Linked DNA regions of Homo sapiens: region 1 is linked to region 2. Evidence: chromatin loops called from intact Hi-C (ENCODE). Cell type or tissue: heart right ventricle. All regions are shown on one strand.

What was found. Hi-C counts contacts between places; a loop is a spot of excess contacts. Peaks named below come from ENCODE experiments on the same cell type or tissue, not always from the same donor. Only the 100,000 strongest peaks of a DNase experiment are listed, where the experiment ranks them.
Region 1: a loop joins it to region 2, with 3.0 times the contacts of the local background. A loop is called at or near these places in 5 of 110 quality-filtered maps.

Annotation. Positions count from the first base shown.
Region 1 is chr9:38,027,903-38,035,902 of GRCh38, reverse strand. All of the region lies in intron 1 of SHB (SH2 domain containing adaptor protein B), which reads left to right. Among named protein-coding and RNA genes, the nearest start is that of SHB, 37 kb to the left of the region's middle. RefSeq lists enhancers at 3,330-3,831, 5,262-5,761, 7,819-8,000 and a silencer at 6,938-7,107. In heart right ventricle, no CTCF peak of the experiment used is centred here; no DNase peak of the experiment used is centred here; H3K27ac peaks cover 548 bases.
Region 2 is chr9:37,914,349-37,922,348 of GRCh38, reverse strand. SHB (SH2 domain containing adaptor protein B) reads left to right here. Exons shown (of 6, transcript NM_003028.3): 6 at 2,345-6,451. The coding sequence ends at 2,528. Among named protein-coding and RNA genes, the nearest start is that of SLC25A51, 14 kb to the right of the region's middle. In heart right ventricle, no CTCF peak of the experiment used is centred here; no DNase peak of the experiment used is centred here; H3K4me3 peaks cover 629 bases; H3K27ac peaks cover 3,467 bases.

The sequences.
Region 1 (8,000 bases), 110 kb before region 2:
TTAGAAATACTAATCCCAGGCCCCACCTTGGGCCACTTAAATCAGAATTTCTGGGGGCCAAACTTAGGCATGGTGCATTGTAAAAGCTCCCCAGGAGTTTTTCTGATGTGCAGCTATGTTGAGAATCACTGGACTAAACCAGGAGTACTGTATGACCCTCAGGAACCTAAAATATTTTCTATATGGTAATTTACAGGAGAGGGTTGCTGACCTCTCCCTAGATTATCCACTCATGGAAGGTAGACACTGACTGAGCTTTGTCCTTCTGTCCCCAAGACCTACCCCACCGTGGGCATTGCTGAACTTCAGGATGTGATTCTGTGCTTCTCCCATGGCACCCAACCTTTCACATGCCACTGGGGAAAGAGGTGGAGAACCTCTCTCACTGAGCAGCCTGTGAAAGTGAGAGGGAGGGATGCAGTTTTATAAGGTTGGAGCAACCCCTTCAACACTGGCTCCCCTATCCCCAGTCCTATGCTTCAGGGTACCATAAAAATCTCAGGAGGACTATAGAGTTTCTAGTGGCAAAGGATCTCAGTCTAGGTCCTCCTTGCCAAGTGCTCAACCCGCTTCTGCTTGGAGGTCCCCTGTGACAGGGAGCTCACTACCTCCCCAAATACTCTGTTATACTTTGAATAGCTCTGTCTGATCATTCTTCCTGAAATTGAGTTGAAATCTTTTTGAGAACTTCTACTGGTTGGTTCTCATTCTGTTCTCTGATCCCACAGAACACGCCTGCATCCTGTGCCAGGGGTTGACCACTGTCTTGCATGCCCCCAACAGATACCCCTGAATCTTCTCTAGTAGATACCCCTCGGTCCCTTCAATTATGCCCATGAGACGTGGGGGAGAGTCTGGGCTCTTTATCATCCTGGTGACCGCTCCTTAATTAAAGTACAAGGCCCAGGCCGGATGGGGTGGCTCATGCCTGTAATCCCAGCACTTTGGGAGGCCGAGGTGGGCAGATCACCTGAGGCCAGGAGTTCTAGACCAGCCTGACCAACATGGTGAAACACCATCTCTGCTAAAAATACAAAAAATAGCCAGGCATGGTGGTGCACACCTGTAATCCCAGCTACTCTGGAGGCTGAGGCAGGAGAATCACTTGAACCCGGGAGGCAGAGGTTGCAGTGAGCTGAGATCGCACCACTGCACTCCAGCCTGGGTGGCAGAGCGAGACTGCGTCTCAATAAAACAAACAAATGAACAAACCAAAAACATGAAGTACTAGAGAAGATTCAGGGGTATCTGTTGGGGGCATGCAAGACAGTGGTCAACCCCTGGCACAGGATGCAGGCGTGTTCTGTGGGATCAGAGGACAGAATGAGAACCAACCAGTAGAAGTTCTCAAAAAGATTTCAACTCAATTTCAGGAAGAATGATCAGACAGAGCTATTCAAAGTATAACAGAGTATTTGGGGAGGTAGTGAGCTCCCTGCCACAGGGGACCTCCCAAAGAGCTGGACGTGATTCTCCATTGGTCCTTTGGTTGTACAGAGTAGAGGGAGACAGTCTCCTCTCTCATGGTGGATCATAACATCATTATCACTGTCCTTGCAGCCTGTGGTCAGGTTGGCTGTGGGAAGCTGTGTTAGACCACATGAGCACTGCATCACTTTAGTAAAGGTCCCAGGCAGTGGAGGCCTCTGAATTCTTGCATACAGGTGGCAAGTTATTACATTATTTCTTCCTCCTGTCTACCTGCAGTTGGTTTTATGAGGGGCGTTAGTACACTTCCCAAAGGGCTTGCCCGCAGGGTGAGAGGTGCACATTGAACTCCCTCACCAGGCAGATGGGAAGTGTGGCCATGAGAGAGAGCTTCAGGGGCCCTGGGTTTATGACATCGCTGGGCCAGGAATGAGGTTAATATTTTTAATGGCGAAGGGTGAGCCCCGTTATTACCCGAGCTCATTCATCAATGGCAGAACCCGTTTCACCTGTTAAGTGCCCTCGGTGTGGGTAATTCATGAATGGGAATCCAATTTTCTTTTTAAAACCCAAGCCACCTCCCCCTTCTTAAATCCAGGAGGTGGTGCTGGGGGGGTGTCAGGATTTTACAGCAGTTTTTTCCTGGGTAGGAAAGGCTGTGGACAGCTTTGAGGGCCTTTCCTGCCTTACTCACCAAGCAGGCCTGCGTGAGCCAGTCCATAAGACTGAGAGTTATGGAGAGGCTGGGGCTGCAACAGCTCTAGTTGTGGGACCCAGGATAGATGGGAAACTCGGGACCACCTGTTTTATCCTGTTGCCCACTGATCAGAGGATGGGCATAACAAAAATATGGGGAGGGGGAGTGTAACGAGACCACTCAGGTGGACCCTCTCCAAGCCCTTCCGAAATGATTGGTCAACTAGGGCATTGGATTAATTTTAATTTTTATTTTTTGTGGAGGCAGGGTCTCCCTATATTGTCCAGGCTGGTCTCGAACTCGCGGGCTCAAGTGATCTTCCCAAATTCTACCAGCATGAGCCACCGCACCAGCTGGGGTATTGGTTTAAATGTCTCCAAGGAGTACATTTTTCTGGGATCTGTGGGTTGGAAGGGCCCCCTCCCCGAATTGGCTGGCCCCAGTCACTGGTGTTATCCCTGATAAATGGGCATGATCATGGGGCACCCATAGAGGTGATGGGGTGCTCACTTTTATCTTAGGAAAGCATAGGCTTTAAATTATTCCCAGATGCCCCATTGGAGCCAGCACCTGCTTTGAGGGTGATTGCAGGCTAACCATGCTGACCCTGAGGGCCGCCTCATCTCCTTAGATCGTCCAGTCCTCACTGCATTGTGGATGCTTGGTTTTCTAATTCAGCTGGTCTCACCCTAACCAGATGAAAATGGAACCACTTCTACCATAAAATTCCATTTTCTTGCTGGTTCTGATGAGAAAAATCAGGTTTTCTTTACAGTCATGTTTGAAAATAACAACAGCCAGCATATTTTAGCACTTAGTACTTAGTGCATACTGGGCCCAGTACCAGGGCTCACTCTTTCTAGAGAAGCAGGTTTTCCTTCTGGCTGTCATTCCCTCCTCTGCCTGGCACGGGTATGCTTCCATGTGCAGAGGTTTGGTGTTGGGGTCCGGGGCCTCTCCATGGGGACAACTTCAAAACAACGCTGGTGCTCATTCTGTGTAACTTGAAGACAAGGACTGTGCCACGCTGCACTGGCTTTGGTATGTGGGGAAGTAGGATCCCCCAGGCAGGAGGGATACGGCTGGTACAGGGTGGAGGGAGAGGAGAGCTGGAAGCCAGGCTTCAAAGGCTGCAGGCGGAAGCACTGCTTCCCCAGGTGTGGCCCGGGCAGGGCAGGTTGCAGGTGTGCCGGAGTCACAGGGCAGCTGAGGAAGGGGAAGGGAGACTTCCAGCACTCAGCTGACTTAAGGGAGTTGTCAGGTGGCCTTTGCTCACGGTTGGCGCAACTGAGCCAAGCTGGCAAAGCTGCTGCTTCTTCCTGTCAAACTTCCCTTCAGAGATCTCTTCCTGTTGCCCAGAAGGAGCCTGGACTTAGAAACTCATACAACAGGCTGTAGGTAGCCCAGGAGAGCCAGAGCTTTGGGGTGACGCTGGCCTGGGTTGAAACCTGCGTAGCCTTCTGTGCTCTGAGGCCTTGGCAGGGTTCCTAGACATTTCTGAGCTTCGGTTTTCTCATCTGAAAATGAGGTGATTAGGAAGGATGAAATACGATGATGTACGTGAAAGCACAGAGCCAAGAGCCTGGCTTGTAGAGAAGGTGCTCTCTAGGCGGTGCCCCCTCTGTAAGCATCGTCCCTTAGCCTCCTGCCTGTTCTAGTCCTCTAGAACACTCAGGCGCTTGGAGGGTCTGGTCCGAGGTTCTCGGGCCCTGGCACTGGAGGATCCCAGGCTCTGGGACTCAGCCCCCATGAGTCCTGCCCGGTCCCAGGTCTTCACAGAGAAGTGGGTGAAGAGAGAAAGCTGGGTGGTAGGTTGAGGTGTCTTGTGATAGCCAAGTTATCAGCAAGGGGCCTGCCTCCCCTTGATTTACTCATCAGCAGTGGATCAAAGTTTGCTCTTTTGAAATGGGTAAGTCTGGGATTCAGTTCAAGATACCTTTGCCTCCCTTTCAGGATAGAATGTTTCCAGTGGCAGGTGATTTATGACTTTGCATTTGGAAGGAGATTTTACAATGTGCATTAATAAATAAGGGCCATTCTGGGCCCGATTCATACAGCCGTTGTCAAGTGCTGTGTTGGTGTTTCATGGAAACCAGCTCCCGTGATGGTCTCAGATGTCCCCTTAAAGCGGAAGGGACACAGGGTGGGAAGAGGGTCTGGAAAAGTCAGTGCTCTTAAGCAATAACATGCACACCAGACCATTGACATCATAGGAAGGCTTGGTTTCTAAAGTAATACTAAAAGGACTGAAACACTCACCTGGGGTAATGCTTCCCTAGAAAGCATGGTGATCTCCAATGAAATTAGAAAAATGGACGGTTAGGGGTTTCTTATGAAGCTAAACTTACTCACCTTAAAGGACTATGCTTTATTCTCAATTTCCTTTTTACCTTTTTACTGTTAAATTGTTATTGTCTTTATCTTTTTTCGTTTGATTTTGTTTTGTTTTGTTTTTTGAGACATAGTCTCTCGCTCTGTCACCAGGCTAGAGTGCAGTGGCGAGATCTCGGCTCACTGCAACCTCTGCCTCCCGGGTTCAAGCGATTCTCCTGCCTCAGTCTCCCAAGTAGCTGGGATTACAAGCACACACCACCACGCCCAGCTAATTTTTGTATTTTTAGTAGAGACGGGGTTTCACCATGGTTGGCCATGATGGTCTCTATCTCCTGACCTCGTGATGCTCCCACCTTGGCTTCCCAAAGTGCTGGGGTTAAAGGCATGAGCCACCATGCCCAGCCCTTTCCTTCATAAAATGTGGGTGAAGACAGATGGCGGTTGGGTTCTTTTAGTGTGCGTGATCTTGTCTTTCCCCCCTTTTTTTTTTGTATAATTTTTTTGTATAGTAGTCCATGAAATCCAGGATTCTGGCCCTAACAACCCACTCTACCCATTCTACAGATGGGGAAATTGAGGAGCTGATAGAATGACTTAGCTAATGGTGCCCTGCTGGCAAGAGGAGGGGATTACAGTCTGGGCCTCAAGCTCCCCATGGAAACTTCTGGATGTTGGTGTTTGGGGAGGGGTCATCACGATCAGCTACATAATTTGCAGGGCCCATCCCACAAAAAATAAGAATGTGAGGCCCCTCATTTAAAAATTATTAAGAATTTCCAAATGGTGATGGCAGGCTGTTAAACCAAGTGCAGGGGCCTTTTGCGACTGCACAGGCCACTCACCTGTGAAGCTAGCCCTGGAAACTATAAACATCAGTCCCTGATATACTGGCATTTAAAAATAAGAACCTAATGTTCTTAACCCCAGAAATAAAGTGCATTGGGCCCGGCCTCTTAAAATCCCCGTTATGCCTGACTTAGAGCATTTCCTCTGCTCTCTGCAGCCCTTTGTGAGGAAGCTTGAGGTTAGAGAAAGCAGCAAGTGGGAGGAATCGCAGCAGTGAGGCCTCTTATATACCTGGAGGAAAGAGGTGGGCAGGTGGTGTTTATCTGGGCTCATTTTGCTGTGTCGTCTACAGAGTGTGCGCTCTGGGGGCTCAACATCTCTGAGGGGGGAAGTTGTACATGGTCCAGGACTAATGGATCTGGGGTCCCCTGCCCCAGGCCAGACCTGTGTGGGCTTGGTTGGGTGGGCAGTTGCTCTCTGACTGGGAGCAGCAGCTGGTGTGATAGCTGGGTCCAGCCAGATAGCTGGTTCCATTGGCCACAGCTGCTGGTCATGCCCTCACTGGACTTTGTGGTTTAGGGCAGACTGCAGCCCTTCTCCCTTTCCCCACTGGCTGTGAGAGTACACCCACATCCATCTCGCAGTGATGTGGAGAAAACCAGTTGCAATGCATGCTGTTGTGCTGAAGCATATGGGAGTGTGGGCATACTTGCTTGTGTACACGCATGCACGTGTACATCTAGGTGCAGGGGCAGATGCTGTGCAAATGTGTACACATTTACTTATTTATCAAATACTTCAGCAGTGCTTACCATGCATATTGGTCTAAGCATTTGACAAATACTAACTCATTTAAATCTCATAGCAGGCCGGGTGTGGTGGCTCACACCTGTAATCCCAGCACTTTTGGAGGCTGAGGCAGGCGTATCACTTGAGGTCAGGAGTTCGAGAGCAGCCTGGCCAACATGGTGAAACCCTGTCTGTACTAAAAATACAAAGATTAGCTGGACGTGGTGGCGTGTGCCTGTAATCCCAGCTACTCGGGAGGCAGAGGTGAGAGAATTGCTTGAACCAGGGGATGGAGGTTGCAGTGAGCCTAGATCACGCCATTGCACTTCACCCTGGGCAACAGAGCGAGATTCCATCTAAAAAATAAACAAATTAAAAAAAAAAATCTCATAGCAACCCCATGAGGGTAGGTCTTGGTATTATTCTCATTTTATAAATGAGGAAATGGAAGCACAGAGAGATCAAGTATGTCATGTAAGTTGCCCAAAGTCATGCAGCCAGAAAATGGGCAAGCACTTGAGTAAAACCTTGCTTGTCTATACTGTTGTATGAATTGTCCCTTATTGGTAGGACTTCTGGCTTTGCCCTGGAGAGAAATGGCCCCATAGACCCTCTGTAGATTAATTTGCTCATTGACTCCCCCAGCATTTACTCACACCCCTTTATGCCAGGCTGGGGCTGGGCAGAGTTGATTGGACCACTTGGTGTTGAAAGCTTTGGGCCTGGTGGAGATTTCAAGGCAAAGGCTGTGGTGGACTAGAATCATTTACATGTTTACAAATAGGCTTCTGGCTAGGATGCAGTAAGGGGTCCAGGGCCATGAAGGGAAAGCTCCAGGAGCAAGGAGGGTTCCCTGGGCCTGGGAAGCTCGGTGGTCCTGTATCCACTTGTCCATGCCCTGGCCCTGGAGGGCTTGATCACAGAGGAGCAGCAGGCAAGGTGCCCCCTCACCCTCACCCTACCACCCCGTGGAATGGCAGGTGACCAGGGAGGCAGAGAGCATGCATCTGTGTGCTGTATTTCATTTCTTTCTGGTCCTTTTTCTATGGATATAAACACATTTCTTTGATGTTATATTTTAGAAAAATGGAATCCTTTTATAAGTACTGTTTTGAGACCTGATTTTGTCAATTGCTGAGATGCCAGAAAGGATTTTGTTTTAATGAATAAATAGACTCCTTAACTTCTTTCACTGGCTGTTAGTATGTCTCCTCAGCTAACTCAGCCTGCGCTGGAGCTGGCCTTGCCGGGTTAGAGGTGCCACAGGCCTTCTGGCTGGAGTTCCTCTTCGCAATTCTGGTGTGGCCTGAGCCATATTTGTTTGCACAAAGGAGGAGATTGGTTTTAGAGGCAGTCAGGAAGGGTATCACTGAGGGTGGCTTGCTTCTCTGTGTGTGGGGTTGTGAGCAAGCCTGGGTTTCCAGCACCCCAGCTGCAGGGTGATGAAATGGGCACACCGTGGTGTTCTGATTTACCACTAGCCAGTCGTGAGGGACTATGGCCTGGCCCACATGGACTTGCCCCTGAGGCCTTCATAGGTATCACAGGGTGCATGAGCCCGTCCATTATTGGCACAACAGCTCTGGGCCCTCCTTGAAGCTGCCAGGCTGATTGATGTTGCAGGATCTAAAGAGGCCCATAGGGTCCCCATTTGGTTTTGTCCATGTGCTTCCTCGGGGAGGTGCCTGCTTAGTCTCTGGGACAGGGCCCTAGACCAGGAGAAAATGATACTTGGGCTTTGGGAGGGGAGGCAGCCTGCACTAGGGAGGGTGGCTTCTGGGGACTCCTGTGATTCTGCGCAGTCTCCAATGCATTTGCAAAGCCATTATCTGCTTCAAACCCTAGGTGGGAGATGGGGTGTGAGATCCGGGGTAGGAGCCAAGCAGATGGGAGCCCCGCACAGTACCATTGCTTCAGCTGGGTAAACGCACCAGAAGAGACCTCTTGGCTCAGCTCCATCCCTCTC
Region 2 (8,000 bases):
TCTGTCAGAGCCATTGCTGCTATCACTGTCCACTTCCCTTGCCAGATGCCGTAGAACAAATTCATATGAAATGTTGCCTTCACCCATGTGAGTTACTCTCCTAACCTTGAAAATGAAACTGGCTTGTTCCCCTGCAGCTTCATACCTGCACACTGGCAGACTCAGTTCCCGCCAGCGGCTGTGACCCTCTGCCTGACACCTCCTCCACTCTGTCCCCCAGGTATAGATCTGTGAGAATCACAAAGCCTGCTGGTCCAGCACCCCAAAAACGTAAGGCCACTCAGTGCATGCACGCAGAGGGGAATGATGTGCCCAGGGTCATACCCTCCTCCCTGCTGAGTGTCCCTGGCACCTGCAGCCCCTCCTTACCAGCCCTGCTCTCTCGCCCTTCCACACCCCTTCTCCAGGCAAAGCTGGGCATGTGGCTCTGAGAGCTCAGCTTTTTAACTCTTCTGCTGTTTTCTCAGCCACACAGTTTCAGCGCATTACTTAAGCAATCACAGCCCTTTCCAAACTGGCACAGATCTGTGGTCTCTTCGGCGTGGTGGGTAGGTGAGTCTTTGCTGGAATGGAGTTTTACATTCTTCTTGTAACACACATGCCGTTTCCTTTCTGCAGCCTAAGCGAGTGCGCCGCCTGCTTCTCAGACGTGTCTAGGCAATTCTCCGATGAAATGACCCTTCACTGAGGAGCAGAACTTGCCACAGGCTCTGTAATTAGAACATTGCCAGCCTTAAAAAAAATCTTGATTTAAATTCCAGTTCTTTACAGGAATTAGTCTCTCTTGAAATGTAATTGGCTCTCCCAACGATTTCCTTTAAGCTAAGGGTGACATCTCTAAATACATTATTATGAGCAGACATATTGCTTAGTGCTCGCACTTCATTAAGCATTTGTTCTGCCCATTTAAAAATGGTCCTGGAGCCCAAATTAAGGTGTTAATAGAGTGGGCACTTGTAAGCTTGGGAAGCCCAGTCCTGACTGGAAGAGATGTGTTCAAGCCCTGAGAGCCCCTGTGGGAGCGACAGCGGCTAGGGGCGGAGCTGGAGCGGAAAGGCTGCAAACCTTCAAGTCTGCTTGGAGCTCAGGTTGGGGGAGTCTGCTGGAGGCCGTGGAGATGGGGGCAGGTGATTTGTCAGAAGCTCCAGCTTTCTACCTAAGGGACAGACACCCGATAAAGTGGACTGTGCTTTGGAAAATCTAAAGCATCCACACGTCTGGTGGCAGAATCACAGTAGAATCATAAAAGGCGTGGAACTGAGTGGGCAGGCAGAGGACAGGCTGGTGGAGGGGTGAGGGATCCAGTGTGGCTGCAGCCCTGGTGAGAGCTGGGAGAGGTCTGCTGGGGCTAGGCAAATGCTGGTGGGAGGACTGTGGCTTTGGCCCTCGTGAGCTGATGCAGGCAGGCTGCAAGGGCTGTGTGCTCTGATCTCTGAGAAACCCACCCACTGCTTTTCCTTGAGCAGACTTCAGGTGGCTCCTCCCAAGCAGGTCTGAAGCCAAGCATGGTGGACATAGACTGGGCCCTGCTCCATGGCATGCTCAGAGGAGCCGGGATGGTGGCTAAGTACCTACAGTTCAGGAAGGCATGCGTGTCCTCAGTGCCACCAGATGAAGGAAGGAGCTCTGCCTGTGGGAGCCTGGAAAACCACCCAGCAGAGGCAACACAGGCTGGACCTTGCAGGAGACAGGGTTTATAAAGAAGGGCAGGTAGTACAGACTTTCTGCCCACCTTCCAGTGGCTAAGCCAAGTCACATGGCTAACTGCCTGCAAGGGAGGCTGGGAAATGTAGTCCCTGGCTGGGTGGCCCCTTCCCAGTGACAGTTTCCTACTACTGAAAGGGAAGGACAGATCACTTGCCATCCCTGCCACACAGTTTCCTCCTCTGGAAACTGGGGGTGATGACCCCTGCCCTACCCACTTGTCATGGCATTGGGGACATGAACACACTTTGCACCTGTCAGGCAAGGCTTAAACAGGGATATGCACTGGTAATAGAAAAGAGGGACTAAGTTTTGTTTTGTTTTGTTTTGTTTTGTTTTGTTTTGTTTTGTTTTGTTTTGTTTTGTTTTTCTGAAGAAGTCCCTAGAAGCGCTCAGTGTTGGAATGCTCTCTTGTAGCAGTGGCGGCTGCTGCTGGTTCCGGGTCAGATGCCGGAATTGGGGGTGCGCTTGGGTGCAGCTGCATTTCATCTGGTCCTGGGCCTCGGTCCTGGCTTGGAGAGGTGCAGCTCACAGCCACTTCATGGCTGGGATCCCTTCTGTCCCAGACAGCTGAGGAGACCCTTGGCCTCAGCCTGAGTGTCAGGGGGGTAGTTCTGATAACTCTGTGTTTTGTTCACAGGAGCAACCAGGGTTTTATGCACATGAAACTGGCCAAAACCAAAGAGAAATACGTTCTGGGTCAGAACAGCCCTCCGTTCGACAGTGTCCCGGAAGTCATCCACTACTACACCACCAGAAAGCTACCCATCAAAGGGGCTGAGCACTTGTCCCTCCTCTATCCCGTGGCTGTGAGGACCCTGTGAGCGGACCAGACCTGCCCTGCTCTGTGACAGAGCCTGAGACTTGGAGGTGCCAGAGGCCCCCCACCAACCAGCCCAGCCACTGTTGCTGGCTGTGTCGTTTGTGTTGTGTGTATGGTACTAGCACACCACTGCATGTCTCTAGAATGCTGTTGCCACTTACGGGGGCTGGAGAAGGCCTGGATAAAGACAGAAGGGCGGCAACACACCACCCCAGCCCCCACCCCCACCCTCTCCTTGAGTTTCTGTGAATTAAAATATTTGCAAATCCAAAGAGATGCCTTCCAGGATGAACAAAGGCAGACCAGCTCCGAGGGGCGGGGTAGGGTGGGGCGGGAGCTCCCTGGCTGACATCTCTTTGTTCTCCAGCTGTCTCAAATTCACACCTCTGTACAGGGCAAAGTTTTCCCACAGGAGCCCCCCTACTGATGCTGGGAGCCAAATGCTGGTGCTTTGAGAGTCCCGGAGGCCCCGGGGTTCCCGCCCCGCTGGTGTGTATATGTGTGTCTGTGTGAGTGTGTGTGTGAGTACAGATGTGAGAAGGTGGTCACACACAGATGGGTAAGCCCACTGATCTACTTGTAGTCACTCAGTGTAATCATTAGGCTATCTTCAAGGAATCATTGTGCAGTCAAAAAGAGGATTCAATTATTTATGAATAGGGTGTGTAAATAAAATAGTCATTTAATATATAGCCTTATCCTTTTTTGATATACTGCAGAGGGTCTCTGAGGGGGCAGTTCTGGTTTCACTCCCAGAGCAAGGCGTGTCTCCTCTGGGCTTGCTGCTGTGGCAGGCCCCAGGGAGGGGAGGGAGGCCGAGGCCTCAGCTCCAGCCCTCAGCAGCTCTGGACACAAGAGCCGTCTGCTCTGACAACTGGGCTGAGGCAGTCGGTAGCACTCTGGGAGTCAACCCAGAGCTCAGAGTTCAGGCTTCAGCAGTGGACATAGTCAGGAGCCTCCAGTGTTGACCAAAAAACCAGTCTTTCCCTCCTGCAGTGGGACGTCTGTGTTGACACCCCCCCAACCCCTGGACACAGCACCCAGCTGGCTACAAAGGGCTCTCTCCCCACTATCTGTTAGCACCACCTGGGAGGTATTTGGCATGTAGGGAAAGGGAGACAGAGAAGGAACGTCATTTGCCCAAAGCCACACAGCTCACCAGCAGCAGAGCGGTTCTGCAGCCAATGCTCTTTCGTTGGTTCTGCATGGCCTTGCTGTCACCCTGCCCATGGAGGAGGGAGAATCCTGACCTCCCAGGGACATAGAGCCCTCAGTGGTCCACACTGCTTCCACACACAAGAACACCTACACACACACACACACACACACACACAGCCCTCAGTGGTCCACACTGCTTCCACACACAAGAACACCTACACACACACACACACACACACACAGCCCTCAGTGGTCCACACTGCTTCCACACACAAGAACACCTACACACGCACACGCACACGCGACCTCTCTCTTGCTTGCCATAGCAGGGTCCTCCCACACAGGCCAGGCAGCCCCGATGAGGCTAAGAGTTTCTCAGCTCTCCTGCTTTTTCCACCCACCCAGTAGCATGAAGATGTGGCTGCCCTCTCCTGAATGAGATACAAGGGTTCCAGAGCCTTCGCCAGGCACCAGCTGGTCTGAATGAACTAGAAGTTTGACGACTGTCATCCCTGGCCCACCTGGGCAGAGCACAAGGGGCCGAGTTTGAATGTCATCAGCAGGTTCAGACATCAGCGCTGCTCATGTCTTTAGAGACTGTTTGGAGGTGGTTCCAGCTCACTGTTCACATGCAGAGACACAGGCCCGGAGAAGGAGGACTCGCCAAGGCCACGTGTCGAGCTGGGACTGAGCCCTGCCCCTTTAGGTAGCTGCGTGGACTTCAGCGGTTTGTGCAAAGCCCTGCCCTTGGTGACCCGCCTTTAGTGACCAGTCTGCCTCTTGGGTCTTCCTCCCAGGCCTTGTCTGGCACGTCCACGTGGCCCAGCCCTCATAGAGACCACGCTGGCTGTGGCCTGGGTTTAATCTCTTAAAGAAGCCAATCCTTTCCTTGCCTGTTTGGCATTTCCTAAAACATCCCTCAATGAGGGAGGAAGGCAGGGACACCCTGGAACGATTCGTGCTTTCCTTTGGGGGAGTGGGAAGGTAGGTGGGAAATGACAAGATGAGTGAGGAGTTGGCACTTGGCCAAACAGAGGAGCCTGGACCCCAAGGCTTATTCTCAGAGGAGGCCCAAGAGAGGCTGAGGAAGAGGGGGAACAACCCTCCGGCGGGGGAGGAGGGTGAGACCTCACACTGGCAAGTTCAGGTCCAGCCACTTCCTGAGGCTGCTGGGTGGGGCCGCACCTCACGGTCCTTCCCTGTAGACCATCTTCCCGGGCACATTGCTCCTCAGAAAAGGCTCTGGGAGGGTCTCAGTGGAAGCTGGCAGCTGTGCCCTCTGGCCCTGACTTGGCCTCTTAGGGTATTCCTGGGACCCTCCCTCTGTCCCTGGCCTTCGTCTTCCTGAAGTTTCCCTGGGAGGCCCAACCTCCTGCCCCTCTCAGGGACAGAGGCCAGCAGAGGAGCCAGCTTACAGGATGGGAGCTGCTGAAAAGAATTTTTTTCCCTTAATTTTATGAACCTCTCCCTCTTCTTCCTCTAATTGTGACCGTTTCCTGTGTCAGCCTGTATTCATGTTTTCTTGGACATCTAACAATTGAAACAGCTTTTCCCTTTCAGAAACACTCACATTCAGGTTACTGGCTTTGGTTTGGTTTTTGTTTTGGGTTTGTTTTTTTTTTTTTTCATCTGCTGCCAATTAATTGGGGAAAAAATTGAGCTGGATTTCTTTGAGAGAAAAGAAAAGCTCCTGCCACACAACGTCGCGCCCTCGGCATTTTGTCTGAGAACCTCCAGCACTAGCGGCTGTTTCTGTGTCTCCCTTCTTTGCTGGCTTTATTATTGACCATAATGCCTGCCCACTTGAGCAACTCTGTCCTTGAGCGCTGAGGAGTCAAGGGCCCTTCTGGCAGCCCCCCAAACAGGATGGCGCCCACAGAAAGAAAGGAGGCTTTGTAGGGGAAGAGGGCCCCACCGCCTGCCAGTCCCGTCCTGAAGTCAGAAGAATGGCCCAGGCTGACACCCTCTCCTGGAGAGAGGCTCACAGCGTAGCTGTTCCCAGGAAAGGGGTGCAAAGACTCCGAGGCTTCAGGAGGCAGGCCCTGTCCTCACAGGGCGGCTGTGGGCCGGGGCCCCTCTGTGGCCTGAGAGTGAGCAGGAGGGAAACCTGAAGCAGCTACCCGCAAGGCGTCCGGTCAACAGGGTGGAGCTGCAGGCTCCCTCTGCCCATTCCCAGAACCAGCGGCCCCCTTTGTAAGATGCTGAACACGAAGTTCCGGTAGCTCCCCAGACGCTGTCTCAGAAGTGGTGATATCATTGACCAAGGGCCTGGCAAGGACCGGCAGCCAGGGTCCCCATTTGCTCTTGCAGCCCTAGGGACTGTGCAGGTAGAAGCCCTGCCAGCAGAGCAGGCTGGCGTTTGGTGTTGGCCCACAGACACCCGTGAAGGGTCATGGCCGAATCAGGCAGCTGTCCAGCCAACTGTCTCTCCACCCTTCCAGAATTGGTGATCAGCGAAGACCAAATTCGGCAAGCCATCCAGAGGGAGTGCAGGGCGCACAGTCTTAGATGTGGGCGCACCTCCCAGAACCCCACGGGGACTTGTTCACAGGCGCGCTTGCAGGAGGGCAAGCCCCTTGGTCCTGGAACACAGGTGCCCCTTGGCCTTTCCACCTCCCTCCTTGGGGCTGTTTGCATCCCTGCCAGGAGCCTTAAACCAGCCACCTACTGCTGAAGTCTCTTGTAACATTCCAAATCTATGTGACACACTGTATAATGATGAATATTTAATGTGAAGCTCTTAATATACTACAAGTGTCTTGTTTACCATTTGTCTTTTTTTTTTCTTTCTTTTTTTTTTGAGACAGGGTCTTTCTCTGTTACCCAGCCTGGGGTGCAGTGGCACAGTCTCCACTCACTGCAGCCTTTGCCTCCCAGGCTCTGGTGATCCTCCTACCTGAGCCTCCCACATAGCGGAGACTACAGACATGCACCACCATGCCCAGCTAATTTTTCCATTTTTAGTAGAGATGGGGTTTTGCCATGTTGGCCAGGCTACTGGTCTCACTCCTGGGCTTAAGGGATCCTCCCACCTTGGCCTCCCAAAGTCCTGGGATTACTGGCGGGTGCCTGGCCACACAGTGTCTCCTTTAAATGCACCTCCTTGAGCATGCATGATTTTTGTTTGTTTGTTTTTTAATGCAGTCATGTGCCCCAGGAATCTAGCTGGACTGCCTTCTGCTTGCAAAAGCTGAGCTCTTGCCATCAGCTTCCAAAGGTGGATTGTTAAAGGAAAAAGCAACCTTTCTGCTTCCTAATTATGAGGAAGAGAGAGGCCTAATGAGCTCAATGGAAATAAATGAATTCGTTCAGCAGACATTCAGTGAGTACCTACTGGTCCTCAGGTCTGGTGGATACAGTGGTGAATGGGACTCAGCCCCTGCCCTCAAGAAGTTTCCAGTGTGTAAAAACAACCCAAGGAGCTGTGGGATCCCAGATGAGAGGGAATTGAATCTGCTTGCAGCGGTCAGGGAAAGTTGGGCCTTGGGGGATGGTAGGAGTTCAGCAGAGATCCTGGCGGGCTGGATGGTCTATGCAGAGATAACAGGTGGTAGAATCATCAGGGTGAGTCCATCAGAGCCTAATGTGGTGCAGCCTGCCCTGGTGGGAGGTGGCCAGACTCCTGGGACTCCAGAGGCCTCATTCCGCAGAGGCAAATGAACAGGGCAGGGCAGGGAGGGTCTCCCCAAAGATGGGGAGATGCTGGCCACCTGTTTCCTAGAGGAGCTGAATTCTTAAGGAGAGAAGGGCAGGACACGAGTCTTGGCACAAAATCTGCCATTGTTTGCCTGCCACCATCGCCATGATGACAGCATTAGGCAGCCCAGGTCCACCTGGAAGGTCTGCGCCCAAGCCCCTCCTCACCTACACCTGAAGGGGCACAGCATTCCCCAGCATGTTGGGGGCCTGCTCTGGAGTGATTCCTCGACCCCCCCAACCCCCGCCCCCGCCTCCGCAGGAACTTAGTTGCCACTCCTCCCTCCCTTCTCCTTTTCAAGAATGTGGCTGTCTGTCTCCCCAGCTGGCCCCCTTCCTCCCCGACTCTCCAGGACTCCAGGGCTTTGGTTCACCTCTTCCCCTCTCCCCCACCTCCCCGATACATCCCAGTGTCCCAGAATCCACACCTCCAACTGTCAGGCTCCCTCAGAGCATTGACACCAACACCCCCATGCCCCAGCATACACATGCACGTGCACACACACACACCCGGGGAACGCCTGTGCTCGGGGAGGGCAAAGCCCTGGCACAGGGTCCTGGTGACAGAAAACATTCCTGAGCTTGGTCAGGACCAAGGGGCCACAGGCAATGCCAGTGC